Regions from separate parts of the Homo sapiens genome. Here regions 2 and 3 are each linked to region 1. The links are chromatin contacts, found by Hi-C or POLR2A ChIA-PET in ENCODE. All regions are on one chromosome and are shown on one strand. The core of a region is the stretch at or near the end of the contact, and the rest is flanking DNA. Distances in the headings are between cores, read along the strand shown.

What was found. A loop is a pair of places that touch in the nucleus more often than their neighbours do. ChIA-PET counts read pairs that join two places held with the same protein, here RNA polymerase II (POLR2A). Pooled maps may share reads with other maps.
Region 2: a pooled map shows a loop between it and region 1 (4-fold over the local background). The contact joins the enhancer-like site here to the promoter of HJURP in region 1. A Hi-C loop is called at or near these places in 5 of 50 pooled maps. POLR2A ChIA-PET finds 5 or more read pairs at or near these places in 5 of 52 experiments (CD8-positive, alpha-beta memory T cell, T-cell, activated CD4-positive, alpha-beta memory T cell and 2 more).
Region 3: a loop to region 1 is called in a map of mammary epithelial cell, with 6 times the contacts of the local background. The contact joins the enhancer-like site here to the promoter of HJURP in region 1. A Hi-C loop is called at or near these places in 3 of 168 maps with a recorded cell type or tissue (Calu3, mammary epithelial cell and naive thymus-derived CD4-positive, alpha-beta T cell) and 6 of 50 pooled maps.

What each region holds. Positions count from the first base shown.
Region 1 is chr2:233,853,162-233,855,861 of GRCh38, reverse strand. It overlaps HJURP (Holliday junction recognition protein), which reads left to right and starts at 1,327. Exons shown (of 9, transcript NM_018410.5): 1 at 1,327-1,478; 2 at 1,952-2,018. The coding sequence starts at 1,362. RefSeq lists a silencer at 1,126-1,385 and an enhancer at 453-1,445.
Region 2 is chr2:233,989,341-233,992,040 of GRCh38, reverse strand. The region is part of intron 21 of TRPM8 (transient receptor potential cation channel subfamily M member 8); the gene reads right to left. Among named protein-coding and RNA genes, the nearest start is that of SPP2, 60 kb to the left of the region's middle. RefSeq lists an enhancer at 1,465-1,514. Within about 2 kb of position 1,345, at least 4 of the 41 ENCODE cell types and tissues checked have a DNase peak (open chromatin) inside an H3K27ac peak, as active enhancers do.
Region 3 is chr2:234,100,974-234,103,673 of GRCh38, reverse strand. No RefSeq gene overlaps it. Among named protein-coding and RNA genes, the nearest start is that of SPP2, 52 kb to the right of the region's middle. Within about 2 kb of position 1,398, at least 2 of the 41 ENCODE cell types and tissues checked have a DNase peak (open chromatin) inside an H3K27ac peak, as active enhancers do.

The DNA of each region.
Region 1 (2,700 bases), core at 78-2,577:
AAAGGTACAAGTTAAATGTGTAGATCCTGCAACTGGAGAAGACTCAGAGAGGATGTTTATATAGGGAGGAAGGGAAGGAAAGAAACAGGATTGGTAGGTTACCCCATCCAATTCCGTGGAATTGAGAGCTCGGAAGATAAAGTGGCCCAGGGTTTTCTTCCATCAGACTGAAATGATACAGCCTTCCTGTTCCCACCTGGATCAGTCACTGGTGCTGGGCCACCCTGGGGCAGCAGGACCTTGGGTGAGGGAGTTCTCTGCAACTGAATCATCCCAGAATAGGCTGACAACTGAAGGCCCCTGCCAACTGCCCTCCTAGCAGCTGTGGCATCTTAAGGGGAATCAGGCCAGCACATCTCTGTGTCCAGCACAACGCAACACGTTTTGTGGACACACACACTACATGAGCCCTGAAGTTCTTACCCTCCACCCACTCCCACCTAAATTTCCGCAGGACATCATGATAGAATTGCCGTGCAGGCTGAAAGGAGGTGAAGAGCCCCCTCTAAGGGACCTCCTGGTGCTCAGTAATGCTTTTATTTTCAATCACATACTATGGTAATCATATCAGCACAAGCACACAAATGTGGTTAAGTGATGAAGCTGAATGAAACTTTCCTAAGATGTCAATCATAAATTCCATCAACCATACTAAAGACTGATTTATCTTGCTCTTCTCTCTGGAGAAAATATTACAAGATTAATATCAATGAAGAAGCAGAATATGCAATCAGAAATACATAGGGAAAAAGCTGGGTTAATAGAAGTATTTTCCTGGATTTTGTGATGTGTATCGCATTTGTCAGCATCTTTAAATGTGTCATTCGTTGAGACTTATTTTTTCCTTCTAGATGAATATTCGCTATCCTGCCTCCTTTTGGGTTGGTAATTTGGGGTTGTCTTTCTTAGGCCCCTGCCCTGGAAACTGCGCCGGGATCCCAGGCGGAGGGGTGAGGAAGGCGGACCTCGCCCAGCGGCGACACCCAGAGCAAGTCACGCAGAAATCTCCAGGCCGCACTTATCTCCGGTGCACAGCGCGGGAGATGACACGCATCCCACCGGATCTCGCACAGCACCGCTGATGAATAAGCACACAGCTGTTTGTACAACTACCACCGGCCGTGGCGGCCGGAGACCCTCCCTCCCTTCCGCCGGACATTGGGGCGTGGCTGGAAACTCGGGAGTGGATTGGCCGGAAGGTGGGACGCAAATTTGTTTGAAAGGCCCAATCAGTGCCCGGCTTCTCCGCTCTAGCCAATAGAAAACCGAGAGGAAGGCAGGGAGGGCGGAGTCTCCTATTTGAGTTTGTGGCGCGCGAGGCCCTGCAGTCCGGGTTGGCGCTTGGGTACTGGCTGGGTCCGATGCTGGGTACGCTGCGCGCCATGGAGGGCGAGGACGTGGAAGACGACCAGCTGCTGCAGAAGCTCAGGGCCAGTCGCCGCCGCTTCCAGAGGCGCATGCAGCGGCTGATAGAGAAGGTGCGGCCCCCGCCGGTCCGCCGGGAGGGGAGGCCTGCGTGTCGGAGTGAGGCTGGGAGGGGACGTAGGACGGGAAGGGAAGGGGCTCTGAGGACTCGGAGCGGGGGTTGGGGAAGCGGGACTGGGGCTTGGATGCGGAGAGAAGGTGGAGGCGGAGCTGGGGGCTCCGGAGAGGGAAAAAGGAGGCAGCGCCGAAGGCTTCGGTGCGGGGACGGGGAGGAAAGACTGGGGCCTCCGGAACGGGGAGTGGGGAAGCAGGCCTGGGGCTCGGGTGCAGAGAGGAGGGTTTGGTGGGGCTGGGGGTGCTCCTGAGTGGGACGAGAGAGGCGGAGTTGGGGGCTCCGCTGCAGAGACCGCGTTTGGGGCGCCCCAGGCCAGACTAACGGCCTCTCACGGGCTGGCGCCGCCTCCTCCCGGGTCTGGGGCCCCTCGTGGCCCTGGAACCTGACAGGAAGCCCCTTCCTCCTCCGCAGTACAACCAGCCCTTCGAGGACACCCCGGTGGTGCAAATGGCCACGCTGACCTACGAGACGCCACAGGGTAAGGGTCTTCCCCACCTTCTGAGTATTCGGGTGAAGAGTGTGAATGGAGTAGTTGAAATGCTGTCCCTGCTCTCTTAAGAAGTAAACATTGTTCACCTAACTAATAGGAACCAAAACATTGGTGCCCTTAAACCTGTAAATTACTTGAATTACTTATTAGAACAATTCCTGAAGAGACATAGGTGCCTCCTGGCTCACATGCCTCCGGCTTACCGGGTTGGCATCCCCGCTGGCCACCTCCCCACCATGGCAGCGTGGGGCAGTTGCTTAGCTGGACTGGTCTCAGTGTCTTCATCTGTGAAATGGGAAGGATGATGACAATAATGTCTCCTGGGCGTGGGTGTTGTAACAGTCACGTACAATCCCTATGAAACTGTGAACAGTACCCCGCCCCGCACTGTGAATACTCACATTGACTATTGTTTGCCCTGTTTAACTTGGAGTAGTAACTGTCTTCCTTGAGGCTCCAAGTACTTGAATAGGGAGGAGAAGGCATTCCGTTTAATAGTTAATGTAAACGGACTGAAATCTTGTGGATTCTTTTTGGTAAATAGCTGGTGACACTTTGCACTGGCTGGGGTCAATTCCTCCCATATAGCTTTATAACTAACTCAGTATCACTTAATGAAAACAAACCTCAGAGCAAGTTCTATGTTGCATTAAACGGACACAGAAGGTTC
Region 2 (2,700 bases), core at 96-2,595, 140 kb before region 1:
GAAAAAGACCATAAAACTTTACTGGGAAATTATATATGTTTGAATAAATGAAAATCATAGCATTTCTTCTCAATAGTAAGATGCCAAATTCCCTTAAATGATTCTACAAACCTAACATCATCATAATAATATTCACAAGAATTTTTGGGGGAAGGAGAAAGAAGAAAGAATCCACAAGATAAGCCTTAGGCTCCTCTGTACAATTAAATATACAAGAAATGCCAGAAAAGTTTTGAATAAGAATAATGAGGGAAACTTGTACAACAGATGTTAGAACGCCTAAAAGAAAAAAATACTTCAGTAATCAAAGCCATTTGGTAGTAAAAACCAAAATACAAAGACAGATCCACAGAACAGAATGCAAAGTCTGCAAAAAATTCACAAGGAAAAAGTAGATGCTAAAACAATGGCAGAATTTTCAAATACACTGAAATACAAGAAACTTGTCAGCTAATTCCCTATCAGATGGACACCTCCTCCAAACTTTGCGTAGATTTCATGGATTTTCCTTTGTCGCTCCTTCCCCAGCACACAGGCAGTATCTAGCCAGTACTGCCCCATGGCCCGTGGTGACAGTGACTTTTCGCTCTCTCTGATGCGCTGGTGTGTATGTTAAACTGTGTAACACATCCTGGTTCCCCTCTCATTCTGCAACATCAAAAAAGCAGGTACAAAGCCAACAACAGCCAGCAGTAAGAGATGACAAGCGATTGGATCACACTGATTTTGGAATTGATAATTCAGGTTAGTATATTGCTAACAGAATAACCAACTAAGACTGTGCCATATACTTGCACGAAGACCCATGACATTTCTCTTCAACTTCAGGAAAAAGTCCAAATTCTTTAATATACTATAAAAGACTCTCCATAACCTAGCCCCTGCCTACATTTCCACCCTCCCCGGCTGCTGATTCCTCCCTAGACTAACATTATCTCCCCTGCTTCTACCTCTCCTACCAACACTTGGGGCTCTGGGTACATGATCTTTCAAGCAAACATCACCTCCACCTAGCTGCTGCTGCAGATCCTAGGCTCCCCCAGCCAACAATCTCACAATTAATAACTCCCTCCTCTGCAAATAGCCTCTCCATGCTGTTTGTATTACATTATATTATATATATTATATTCATATGTTTCCATGTCATCTCTTCCCTTAATATCAGGGACTTAACCTTTCTCTGCCTCCCACTCCTTACGTGTAAAATGGCAATAAGGCTGCACCTGAGGCAGGTTAGATGAGGTGGTCAGAGCCTCCCTTGACAGGAAACAAGAAACTTGTCAAATTGATGAAGAGAACAAACCACCTAACAGTGCACAGACCGCATCCTGAGCTCGTGGTTAGAACACCCTACAGCAAAAAGGCAGGAGCAGAAGAGAAAAATCCCCACATTTGTACAAGCACAGAAACCCGTGATTAGTGTCCTTGGGCTGACCTGTGCTCATTATAATAGTAAAAAACACACCCCCAGGTGGAGATTTAAAATGCTTATAAGACATGCGATGGATGTACTAGCATGTACAGCCACTGCACATGTGGACCTAAGAAACCACTCCTAACATGCTTAATAGCAACACCCCTTACCACCCCTTCATGAATAATCATGCAAATTTCCCATAAAGGGAGATCCCCCAGTATTAGACAGAGCTGTCTTGCCTTTGAGTGGCCCGTTCTGACCGGCTGCTAGAGTGTACTTTGGCTTTGCAGTCAACTCTCTTGCTTGCTTTTGCTTTTGACTCACTTTCAAATTATTTTCTGTCCCAAAGTCAAGAACCTGAACTAGCCCACCGGCTACACACCTACACAGAAATGAGTAATAATTAAATGAGGCGACCCCTGTAAAGCACTTGAACCTGTGCCCAGCATGGGAAAGCTTCAATAAATATTAGCTATTGTTACTATTACAATTATCTGCGCTCTTCTTTCTATTCTTTTCACCCCAATTCAATAACCTCCCTTAGACTGTTCACACAGCACTCAAACCTTTAGTTTGTATCAGGTCATTATTTTCTTCCTTCTACTTTTCTGCATGTTTATATTACTCCTAAGATCTGAAAAACATTTTTAGAAATTATTCTACAGCAGGACATGTTTGACGAGTCCTTTTCAGAACTGCCTGGGGTGAACTTATCTTCAGGGCACAATGCTTATAAATGCCCTAGCTCCTGGTAAGTCGACCTGGAGTCATTTACTGACTTTAAATTCACTTCCTGCCGCTGATAAGCCACACAGGCCCTGTGATCGATAATTTTAATGTAGAATAATCACAGATGTTCACATCCATTTCCTTTCTCTGTTGAATACCATCTAGAGAGCACTCCAATACTCCTTCAGAATTCCCAAAGGTACATTTGCATTGCAGTTAATAAGGTTGCCATTGTGTATGGTTAAGCTTTTAAATGAGTATTTTGATGTGGTGCCAGGGAAGGGTCACATCCTGGGGCCATCTGCTCACAGAGTAAGCCCTGAACAACTTTAAAAATGATCAGAAACAGTGTTCCAAGGATTTAACCTAAGGATAACAACACGGCGTCTCTCGCTGTTCTGGTGTCCCCAGACAGGTATTAGCCAGGAAAAGGCCTCTGGTTTAAGCCGGAGCTAATCGAGGAGGTTCCCCAAGGACAGGGATGTTGCAAGCTGTCACACTTAAGCACTGACTGGGGCAACAGTAGGATGTGATGCAGTGGCTCTGGCCTCGTG
Region 3 (2,700 bases), core at 149-2,648, 250 kb before region 1:
TTTTATATATTGCTGTTGTATAGATTCTGTACTGATTCCTTCTTTATTCAGACTCATTGTTAGTGAGCTAAGCTCCTGGACAAACTATAGGGAGAGGCTGCTGGGGCCTATGGACCAGGGCCTTCTCCCAGCCTAAAAGACTTTTTCCTGGTGTCCAGTGAAGTTACTCATGACACAGGTTTATGTGTGAGTTTTTTGTTTTGTTTTAGGTTTAGGTTTCCAATTTCCTTAGTCAAGAGAGATCAGCAGTTGCAGAGGAGGTCTCCATTCAGTCTTTGAACACACCTGGACATACACCTAGACTGATTTCTACACACATCATGTGCCTATGTGGGCCTCTGTCAGTCACTTGGTTCCAGACTGGCTTTAGGGACGATCATGTTGCTTCCCTGCATATTCCTTTCCACATTTCCAAACAGAAGTTTAGGATTTTGCCTTTTATTGATTTAAGAGGGAAGTGTGGATGGAATGAGGATAGGAAGGCTATCCTCAAAACCAGGGGTAAAGCCAGGATTGGTGCATTTTGTCTGTGAATGAGTTAGTTCATTTATTATTCTTTTCCCTGGAACTATGAGAACAGTTACACTTGACTGATTTTTTTTTCTTTCTACACTGTAATTCCTTCCTGCTATTCAGAAGAGTTTGCCAAACCCTGATAGGTAGGAAGATGGATAGATGAATGGATAGAGAGAGAGAGAGAGAGAGAGAGAGAGAGAGAGAGAGAGAGAGAGAGATTCTGAAGTTACTGGTTTATTGGGAAAATTCAGGGAAGAGGCAGGAAAGTGAAGGGTAGCCTTTTTTCCACCAGAGCTCCAGGAGGAAACCAGCAAGAGAGGAAGCAGTGGCCCAGGCCCTATCTGAGAGAGGCAGAGGAGACCTTGGAAAGTATTTGCTGCCCATCCTTTTCCCAGAAAGGGCAATGAGACTCTTGTTTCTTACTTATATTTTGGTAGCTTGAATAATACCTCCCCAGCCCTATACTATGAATGTGTACTATAAAGTACACTTATGGTATAAAGCCATATAAATGGCCAAGGTCCCCTGCAGGTGGGATTAACTTAAAGTGGAGGAAGGTAACTCTGGACAGCAACAGGGAGAGCTGATGCTGGGGTTGCGTAGACACCAAAATCAAAATAGCGCTATTTATGGAGCACATTTTTAGAAATTCTCCCATGTGATTTTCTCAAAAACGCTATGAGGTAATAAAGGCTCAGAGAAGTCAAATTTTTTGCTCAGAGAAATCCAGCTAAAAAGTAGCTGAACTGTAATTGAAATGTATGCCTGACTGTACACAAGGTCTCTCCTAGTAACTCAGCCATTTCACATCAGAGGTGGCTGACAGGAAGCAACCACCTGCAATACTCTCTTTAATACAAAGGAGTCTCTGTAGTCCCGTGGTTTGGTGTGCACAGAACTCACCTGACCTGCTTCTCCCTCCTGGAGTCTGCAGGATGACAACGACCTGTGTAGGGCATTGGGCACTCCTGCCTCCACCTTCCAACCTCTGTGTGACTTCCTGACACTGATACCTCCAAGTCTATGGTCCCATTCTCTCTTCTCACCCCATCCCTTCACAAGTCATGGAAAACTCCAAAGTGCAATAAACTTGGTGCCAAAAGAACCTCTTACTCTTTCCCCTACCTCCACCAAACCTTTGCAAAACTTCTGAAGAAATTTGAGCTTACTCTTTCTCAGAATGGAAGGAATATTAGAAGGAAACAATAAGAATGGAAAGGGGATGGAAAAACCAGCCTTGAAGGGGGAGAAGAGGAAGCCAACATTCGCTGAACACCTGCTACATATCACACATGTCATGGTTGGCGTGTGTTCATTCTTAATCCTCCCAACCCACTACGGTAGGTAGAAACATCCCATCCTACAGGTAGGCAAACTGAGGTTCAGTGAAGATAAGTAACACACCTGAAGTCAAAAGACCCTGAAATAGCAAAATCACTTTCAACTCTCAATCTCCCTGGCCCACGCTCTTTGCCCCAGAGCCGGCTAGCCAGTGGCCCTGTAGGCGAACCAAGCAGAAGGCCCTCTCCTCAAAAATATCCCACAGAGAGCCACATCTCTGATGAGGTGTTAACCAGGAGCAGGATTGCTAACAGTCCCCCATGTTGGCCATGCCCACCATCCCTGCTCCCTGGAGGATAAAAGGGAAGAGACTTTGAACAAGACTCTGTGTGTGTGTGTGTGTGTGTGTGTGTGTGTGTGTGTGTGTGTGTGTCTGCCTTTCTCTCTTCTTCTGTCTCCCTCTTTCCCTCTGTCTCTTTCTGTCTCTGTCCCTTTCTCTTTCTGTCTGCCTGTCCCTCTGTCTCTGTCTCTCCATCTCTCATCACTCTCCCCCAACCTACAGACCACAAAGGTTTTCCCCACCACTTTACCATGGGCAGAAGCATTCACGGGGTCTCCACTATACATCCATGGAGAAGTAGGAAGTCAATTTTGGACTTTGAATCGCACTGTAGTTTCTAATCCATCAGTCACAAAGCAGTTTTTATTCATACTTGATACTTATGTTTCTGTGTGACACAATTTAGCACTCTGAGGACAAGGGATTTAATTATTTATCCCTTTAAATCTTAACCACAAAGCTTGTCTTGTTATCTGCCATATCTCCAGTGACAAGCATAGTCCCCGGCATATAGTGCAGGCTCAATATATATGTAAAATGGTAGATATATGTCTTAACATGCA